2 separate regions of the Homo sapiens genome follow, and region 2 is linked to region 1. The links are chromatin contacts, found by Hi-C or POLR2A ChIA-PET in ENCODE. All regions are on one chromosome and are shown on one strand. Each heading gives the region's core, a stretch centred on a gene start or an enhancer-like site at or near the end of the contact. The rest is flanking DNA. Distances are from core to core; before and after follow the strand shown.

What was found. A loop is a pair of places that touch in the nucleus more often than their neighbours do. ChIA-PET counts read pairs that join two places held with the same protein, here RNA polymerase II (POLR2A). Pooled maps may share reads with other maps.
Region 2: a pooled map shows a loop between it and region 1 (2.2-fold over the local background). The contact joins two enhancer-like sites. A Hi-C loop is called at or near these places in 1 of 37 single-sample maps with no recorded cell type and 2 of 50 pooled maps. POLR2A ChIA-PET finds 5 or more read pairs at or near these places in 2 of 52 experiments (HepG2 and activated CD4-positive, alpha-beta T cell).

What each region holds. Positions count from the first base shown.
Region 1 is chr16:67,513,088-67,517,808 of GRCh38, forward strand. It overlaps LOC100505942 (a long non-coding RNA gene), which reads right to left. Exons shown (of 2, transcript NR_104656.1): 2 at 4,619-4,721. Among named protein-coding and RNA genes, the nearest start is that of RIPOR1, 13 kb to the right of the region's middle. RefSeq lists silencers at 1,245-1,432, 1,565-1,734. Within about 2 kb of position 1,449, at least 4 of the 41 ENCODE cell types and tissues checked have a DNase peak (open chromatin) inside an H3K27ac peak, as active enhancers do.
Region 2 is chr16:67,784,949-67,789,292 of GRCh38, forward strand. The region is part of intron 2 of RANBP10 (RAN binding protein 10); the gene reads right to left. Among named protein-coding and RNA genes, the nearest start is that of RANBP10, 19 kb to the right of the region's middle. Within about 2 kb of position 1,668, at least 2 of the 41 ENCODE cell types and tissues checked have a DNase peak (open chromatin) inside an H3K27ac peak, as active enhancers do.

The DNA.
Region 1 (4,721 bases), core at 199-2,698:
AGTTCAAGGCTGCAAGGAGCTATGGTCATGCCACTGCACTTCAGCCTGGGCAACAGAGTGAGATGCTGTCTCAAAAAAACAAACAAAAAAAGAAGTTTAAAAATAATTTAAAAAGAAAAGACTCGGCCAGGCGTGGTGGCTCACGCCTGTAATCCCAGCACTTTGGGAGGCCCAGGTGGGCGGATCACGAGGTCAAGCGATTGAGACCATCCTGGCCAACATGGTGAAACCCCATCTCTACTAAAAATACAAAAATTATCCGGGTGTGTTGGAGCACGCCTTTAGTCCCAGCTACTTGGGAGGCTGAGACGGGAGAATCACCTGAACCCAGGAGGTGGAGGTTGCAGTGAGCCAAGATCGCCCTACTGCAGTCCAGCCTGGCGACAGAGCGAGACTCCATCTCAAAAAAAAAAAAAAAAGGCTGAGTATGGTAGCGCGGTGTCTCAAGCCTGTAATCCCAGCACTTAGGTAGGCTGAGGCGGGGAGATCATGAGGTCAGGAGTTCAAGACCAGCCCGACCAACATGGTGAAATACTGTCTCTACTAAAAATACAAAAATTAGCTGGGTATTGTGGCACACGCTTGTAATCTCAGCTACTCAGGAGGAGTAGCCTCATTTGAACCCAAGAGGCGGAGCTTGCAGTGAGCCGAGATTGTGCCACTGCACTCCAGCCTGGGTGACAGAGCAAGACTCCGGCTCAAAAAAAAAAAAAAGAGAGTGAAAAGACAAGACAATCCACAGGATGGGAAAAAATATTTGCAAATCAAACAACTCAGTGCAAAAGTGGGTAAAGAGCCAAGTGTGGTAGTACACACCTGTAGTCCTAGCTACTTGGGAGGCTGAGGTGGGAGGATTGCTTGAGCCCAGGAGTTTGAGACCAGCCTGGGCAATATAGCAAGACCCCATTTCTACAAAAAAAAACTGTGTAAAATAAATATTTATCCAAATAATATACTCAAATGGGCTGGGCACTGTGGCTCACACCTGTAATCCCAGCACTTTGCAGGGGCTGAAGCAGGTGGAGCTCTTGAGCCTCAGAATGGGAGATGAGCCTAGGCAACATAGCGAGACCATGTCTTACAAAAAAATACAAAAATTAGCCAGGTGTGGTGGTACATGCCTGTGATCCCAGCTACTTTGGAGGCTAAGATGGGAGGATTGCTTGAGTCCAAGAGGTTGAGGCTGCAGTGAGCCATGATCATGTCACTGCACTGCAGCCTGAGTGACAGAGCAAGACCCTGTCTCAAAAAAAAAAATCATTAAAATTAAAAAATAAAATTAGCCAGGTATGGTGGCACGAGCCTGTGGTCCTAGCTACTTGGAAGGCTGAGGCGGGAGGATCGCTTGAGCTCAGGAGTTGGAGGTTACAGTGAACTGTGATTGCACCATTGCACACCAGACCAAGACGCTGACTCAAAAAAAAAATTGTTTTTAATTGAAAGACAGTAAATGCACGCCCCCTTGTGGGTGCATGTTTACGCTTGCTCTCCTTTTGGGACTTCCTGGGAACTTCTCACTTGGTCTTCTCAGTTCACGGGGGTTATAGCCCTACAGCTCTGTTCTTGCTCCGATCTATTGATTAGTTCCTTTCTCAGGAAACCAACCATCAGGCCTCCCAGGTAGTATCAAGGAACTGAAACTTTACAGATCACTGCATCTGGACAATATGTTACCAGACCCCATACCCATCATAACTGCCTAATCATGCTGGGTGCAGTGGCTCACACCTGTAATCCTAGCACTTTGGGAGACTGAGGCAGGCGGATCACCTGAGGTCAGGAGTTTGAGACCAGCCTGGCCAACATGGCAAAACCCCATCTCTCCTAAAAGTACAAAAATTAGCCAGGCATGGTGGCATGCCTGTAATCCCAGCTACTTGAGAGGCTGAGGCACAAGAATCACTTGAACCCAGGAGGCAGAGGTTTCAGTGAGCCAAGATCGCGCCACTGCACTGCAGCCTGGGTGACAGAGTAAGAATGTGTCTCTAAATAAATAAATAAATAACTGCCTAACCAGCCACCTGCTTCCTATTGACCAACTCCTCTTCCTTGCCCTTCCCTAATTCCTGTTTTCCCATACAAGATCACATTTCTAGCCTGCTATATAAACCCTTAAAATCTTTTTTTTTTTTTTGAGACAGAGTTTCGCTCTTGTTGCCCAGGCTACAGTGCAGTGGCATGATCTTGGCTCACTGCAACCTCTGCTTCCCAGGTTCAGGCAATTCTCCCACCTCAGCCTCCTGAGTAGCTGGGATTACAGGCACCTGCCACCATGTCTGGCTAATTTTTTGTATTTTTAGTAGAGATGGGGTTTCATCATGCTGGCCAGGCTGGTCTCGAACCCCTGACCTCAGGGGATCTGCCCACCTCGGCCTCCCAAAGTGCTGGGATTACAGGCGTGAGCCACTGCGCCCGGCCTTTTTTTTTTTTTTTTTTTTTTTTTTTTTTTTTGATACAAAGTCTGGCTCTGTCACTGAGGCTGGAGTGCAGTGGCACGATCTTGGCTCACTGCAACCTCTGCCTCCTGGGTTCAGTGATTCTCCTGCATCAGCCTCCTGAGTAGCTGGGATTATCAGCACACACCATCACGCCTGGTTGATTTTTGTATTTTTAGTACAGACGGGGTTTTGCCATGTTGGCCAGGCTGGTCTCAAACTCCTGAGCTCGTGATCTGCCCCCCCTCCGCCTCCCAAAGTGCTGGGATTACAGGCATGAGCCACCACACCTGGCCTAAACCCCTAATTTCGTTCAGTCAAAGAGACGGATTTGAGACTGATCTCTCATCTCAGCTGCAATACATGAATAAAGCCTTCTTTCCTGGCAATACTCGTTTCAGTGATTGGCTTTCTGTGTGGCGAGCAGCAGGACCTAGACCAAACCCCTAGGTCATTTCAGTCACAGCATAAACACTGACTATGTTCAGGCTATGGACTCTATAATTTTCATTTGAGCTTTTAGATTATTACAAATTAGGAATTGTACTTGTGTGTATGTGTGATTTCTGGGTAGCTAGAAAGGGTGAGAAGGGTTGGCATTTTGAAAGTACATTAGAAATAAACCTATGGCTTTCTAGATTTCCAGTGAGAGCCAGTTGTTGTCATTATGTGGAAACTTAGCAAGGAAACACAGGTGATTTTGTAAGGTTTGGAGGTTGGGGGCCTTGGAAGCTCTACAAAGGCCCTGGGGTGAGCCCCTAGGAGTACAGGGCCGTGGTGTAATGAGGGCTACCTAAATTAAAGGAAAAACTAACAACTCCATTGCCTCTTACAATTCAACAAATCTGGAGTTTTAGATAAGTAAATTCAGAGACAAGAGGGGGCAGGCGGAGTGAAAAATGATGTCACCTGCCACTCTCAGATTTCCTGCAAGAAATTCCAGTGGAGAAGTGAATCCTGGATCAGTAAATGAGTCACTGGCTTTCTAAGCCAAGAAAGATGAAAAGCAGATTCCAGGAACTAAGGAAGGATGAATCTTGGGGAAAGTGTTTAGTTTTAGTGTGAAACTGTCAAGCCGCTTGCTCCGGTGGAAACTCAGGGAGAAAAACAACAGTGAGAAAGACTAGCGAAATAGCAAGGAACCAGACGGCTTGCCTGAGAGAGTCTGTGCCTCCGGGCAATTTATTAATAGAAGACTGAGATGCACCTACTCAGCAAAAAAAAAAAAAAAAACAACCAAAAAACAAAAAACTGGGCAGCTCCAGAGAGGAAGACAATATCCCAGTGCCCAAGGCCCCCTGCCATTCATAATCCAACAGAGAGTCATTGAGCATCCATCCAGTTCCTATGGAAGGCAGTGCACATGGATTGGTGAATGAGGCACCACCATCCCTGGCCCCACAGAGCTCACAGCCATTGAGCAAGTCATTGCACTTGTGTTAAGTGAGAAGGAGGAAGGTTTGGGATGGGGGTCCTGGAAGGCTTCTCCAACACCTACGGGAGGATCGTTCAGATATAAAGTTCAAGCTGAGGCTGGGCACGGTGGCTTATATCTGTAATCCCAACACTCTGGGAGGTTGAGGCGGGAGGATTGCTTGAGCGCAGTAGTTCAAGACTAGCCTGGGCAAAATAGTGAGACCTTGTCTTTACAAAAAAATTTAAAAAAAGAAATTAGCTGGGCATGCTGGCACACACTTATAGTCCTAGCTACTCAGGAAGCTGAGGCAAGATCACGTGAACCCAGGAGTTAAAAGTTGCAGTGAGCCATGATCATGACACTGCACTCCAGCCTGGGTGAAAGAGTGAGACCTTTACTCAAATAATAAGGCCGGGCACAGTGGCTCATGGCTGTAATCTCAACACTTTGGGAGGCCAAGGCGGGTGGATTGCTTAAGCTCAGGAGTTCAAGATCAGCCTGGGCAACATGGTGAAACCTCGTTTGTGTATATATATTGCTTGGGTTCCTGGGTTCAAGCGACTCTCCTGCCTCAACCTCCCTAGTAGCTGGGGTTATAGGCATGCATCACCATGCCCAACTAATTTTTGTATTTTTAGTAGAGTTGATGGGGTTTCGCCGTGTTGGCCAGGCTGGTCTCAAACTCCTGATCTCAGGTGATCCGCCAGCCTCAGCCTTCCAAAGTGCTGGGATTACAGGCATGAGCCACCACACCCACCCGTCTGTATATATTTAAAAATTTTTTAATTAAAAATAATAATAATTAATTAATTAAGGTCAGGCTGAATTTTTGACAGAGGCCTGGGCTAGAGAGAACAGGGCTGCTCCGG
Region 2 (4,344 bases), core at 418-2,917, 270 kb after region 1:
CCTGTAATCCCAGCACTTTGGGAGGCCGAGGCGGGCAGATCACCTGAGGTCAGAAGTTTGAGACCAACCTGGCCAACATGGTGAAACCCCATCTCTACTAAAAATACAAAAAAAGTAGCCAGGCGTGGTGGCAGGTGCCTATAATCCTAGCTACTCGGGAGGCTGAGGCAGGAGAATCACTGGAACCCTGGAAGAGGAGGTTGCAGTGAGCCGAGATCGTGCCACTGCATTCCATCCTGGGTGACAGATCGAGAGTCGGTCTCAAAAATAAATAAATAAATAAAAAAGAAAGAAAGAAAGAAGGGAGGGAGGGAAGGAAGGGAAAAACTAAAATAAAAAGGAAAGAGCCAAAACCATAAAATTCTTAGAAGAAAGCGTAAGGGTAAATCTTCATGACCTTTGATTTCACAATGGATTTAGAGATGATACAAAAAGGATGAACAAAAAGAAAAATACATGAATTGGACTTAATTAATATTAAAACTTCTGTGCATCAAAAGACATCATCGGGGCTCATGCCTATAATCCCAGCACTTTGAGAGGCTGAGGCAGGCGGACCACTTGAGGTCAGGTGTTCGAGACCAGCCTGGTCGACATGGCAAAACCCCGTCTCCACTAAAAATACAAAAATTAGCCAGGTATGGTGGTCCATGCCTGTAATTCCAGCTACTCAGGAGGCTGAGGCAGGAGAATCACTTGAACCCGGGAGGCAAAGGTTGCAGTGAGCTGAGATCACACCACTGCACTCCTGCCTAGGAAACAGAGTGAGTGAGACTCCATCTCAAAAAAAAAAAAAAAGCCAGGCACAGTGGCTCACGCCTATAATCCCAACACTTTGGGAAGCCAAGGTGGTGGATCACAAGGTCAGGAGATCGAGACCATCCTGGCTAAAACGGTGAAACCCCGTCTCTACTAAAAATACAAAAAATTAGCCGAGCATGGTGGCAGGCGCCTGTAGTCCCAGCTACTCGGGAGGCTGAGGCAGGAGAATGGCGTTAACTTGGGAGGCGGAGCTTGCAGTGAGCGGAGATCAGAGCGAGACTCCATCTCAAAAAAAATAATAATAATTAAAAAAAAAAAAAGACATCATCAAGAGGCCAGGCATGGTAGCTCACATCTGTAATACCAGTGCTTTGGGAGGCTGTGGAGGCAGGAGGACTGCTTGAGCCCAGGAGTTCAAGACCAGCCTAGGCAACATGGCAAGACCCCATCTCTACAAAAAATTTAAAATTTAGCCAGTCATGGTGGCATGCACCTGTAGTCCCAGCTACTTGGGATGCTGAGGTGGAAGGATCACTTGAGCCCAGGAGGTTAAGTCTGCAGTGAGCCAAGATTGCACCACTGCACTCCAGCCTGTGCGACAGAGCAAAAATCCATCTGAAAAAAATAAAAATAAAAATAAAAAATAAGAGAGTGAAAAGACAATCAATGGAATAGGAAAAAGTATTTGCAAATCATAGATCTGATAAGGGTTTAATATCAAAAATAAAGAATTCCTATAACTCAACAACAGAAAGACAAACAACCCAAACAGGCAAAGGACTTGAACAGACATTTCTCCAAAGAATCTATACAGATAGCCACATACAATAAGCACATAACAAGATCCTCAACATCACTAGTCATTAGGAAATGCAAATCAAAACCACAATGAGTTACCACTTCATACCTAGAATAGCTATAATTTAAAAGTTCCAGGTCAAGTGCAGTGGCTCACGCCTGAAATTTCAGCACTTTGGGAGGCCGAGGCGGGCAGATCAGTTAAGGTCAGGAGTTCGAGGACAGCCTGGCCAACTTGGTGAAACCTGTCTCTACTAAAAATACAAAAATCAGCCAGGCGTAGTGGTACACACCTGTTATTCCAGCTACTCAGGAGGCTGAGACATGAGAATCACTTGAACCAGGGAGGTGGTGGTTGAAGTGAGCCCAGATCAAGCCATTGCACTCCAGCCTGGGGGATAGAGCTAGACTCCATCTCAAAAACAACAACGAAAAAATAGAATAAATAGGCCAGGCATGGTGGCTCACACCTGTAATTCCAGCACTTTGGGAGGCCAAGGCAGGCAGATTACTTGAGGTCAGGAGTTTGAGACCAACCTGGCCAACATGGTGAAACCCTGTCTCTACTAAAAATACAAAAATTAGCCAGGCGTGGTGGCACATGCCTGTGATCTCAGCTACTCAGGAGGCTGAGGTGGGAGAATCACTTGAACCCGGGAGGCAAAAGTTCCAATGAGCTGAGATAGCGCCAGTGCACTCTAGCCTGGGTGACAGAGTGAGACTCTATCTCAATCAATCAATCAATCAATCAATCAAAGTTCCAGCTACTTGAGAGGCTGAAGCAAGAGGATTGCTTGAGCTCAGGAGTTCAAGACCAGACTAGGCAAGACAGCAAGGCTTTAAAAAATAAAAAAATGAAGAAAGAAATAAAATAAATGTTGGCAAGGATGTAAAGAAATTGGAGCCTTCACACACTGCTGGTGGGGATGTAAAATGGTGCAGCCACTATGGAAAAGTTCGGTAGTTACCCAAAAAAGTTAAATAAAAATTATCATATGACCCAGCAATACCATTCTTAGGTGAACACCCAAAAGAACTGAAAATAGGAACTCAAACACTATGTACACCAATGTTTGCTGCAGCATTATTCACAATAACCAAAAGGTGAAAGCAACCTAAGCGTCCATCAACAGAAGAATGGATAAACAAAATGTGATGTATATATAAGTACAACAGAATATTATTCAGCCATAAAAAGGAATGAAGTTCTAGGCTGGGTATGGTGGCACATGCCTGTAATCCCAGCACGTTGGGAGGCTGAGGCAAGAGGATCACTTGAGGCCCGGTGTCAAGACCAGCCTGGGTAACATAGCGAGATTCTGTCTCTAGAAAAAAAAAAATTTTTTTTTGAGATGGAGTCTCGCCTGTTGCCCAGGTTGGAGTGCAGTGGTGCGATCTTGGCTCACTGCAACCTCCACCTCCTGGGCTCAAGTGATTCTCCAGCTTCAGCCTCCCGAGTAGCTGTGACTACAGGCACATGCCAACACACTCAGCTAATTTTTTTATTTTTAGTAGAGACTGGGTTTCACCATGTTGTCCAGGATGGTCTTGATCTCTTGACCTCATGATCCACCCGCCTCAGCCTCCCAAAGTGCTGGGATTACAGGCGTGAGCCTGTAGTCCTGAGCTCAAGCAATCCTCTTGCTTCAGCCTCTCAAGTAGCTGGAACTTTGATTGACTGACTGATTGATTGATTGAGATAGAGTCTCACTCTGTCAGCCTGTAGAGCCACGCCTGGCCTCTACAAATTTTTTTTTCTTTTGAGACAGAGTCTTGCTCTGTCGCCCAGGCTGGAGTGCAGTGGTGCGATCTCGGCTCAATGCAAGCTCCGCCTCCCAGGTTCACACCATTCTCCTGCCTCAGCCTCTCGAGTAGCTGGGACTATAGGCGCCCGCCACCATGCCCGGCTAATTTTTTGTTGTATTTTTTTAGTAGAGAGGGGGTTTCACCATGTTAGCCAGGATGGTCTCGATCTCCTGACCTCGTGATCCACCCGCCTCGGCCTCCCAAAGTGCTGGGATTACAGCGTGAGCCAGCGCGCCCAGCCCTTTTTTTTGTATTTTTAGTAAAGACGGTGTTTCAACATATAACCAGGATGGTCTTGATCTCCTGACCTCGTGATCTGCCTGCCTTGGCCTCCCAAAGTGCTGGGATTACAGGCATGAGCCACCGCTCCTGCCCCCAAAATTTTTTTTTAAATTAGTCAGGCAGGACGCGCACAGTGGCTCACACCTATAATTCCAGCACTTTGGGAGGCCGAGACGGGCAGATCTCTTGAGGTCAGGAGTTCGAGACCAGCCTGGCCAACATGGTGAACTCCATCTCTACTGAAAATACAAAAATTAGCCAGGTGTGGTGGCACACGCCTATAGTCCCAGCTACTTGGGAGGCTGAGGCAGGGGAATAGCTTGAACCGAGGTGGAGGCTGCAGTGAGCCAAGATCACACCACTGCACTCCAGCCTGGGCAACAGAGTGAGACTCCGTCTCAAAAGAGGAAAAAAAAAAAATTATCCAGGCAGGCCGGGCACAGTGGCTCACGCCTATAATCCCAGCACTTTGGGAGGCTGAGGCGGGCAGATTACTTGAGGTCAAGAATTCAAGACCAGCCTGGCCAATATGGTGAAATGCCATCTCTACTAAAAATACAAAATTTAGCCAGGTGTGGTGGTGCACGCCTGTAGTCTCAGCTAGTCAGGAGGCTGAGGCAGGGGAATAGCTTGAACCTGGGAGGTAGAGGTTGCAGTGAGCCAAGATCATGCCACTGCACTCCAGCCTGGGCACCA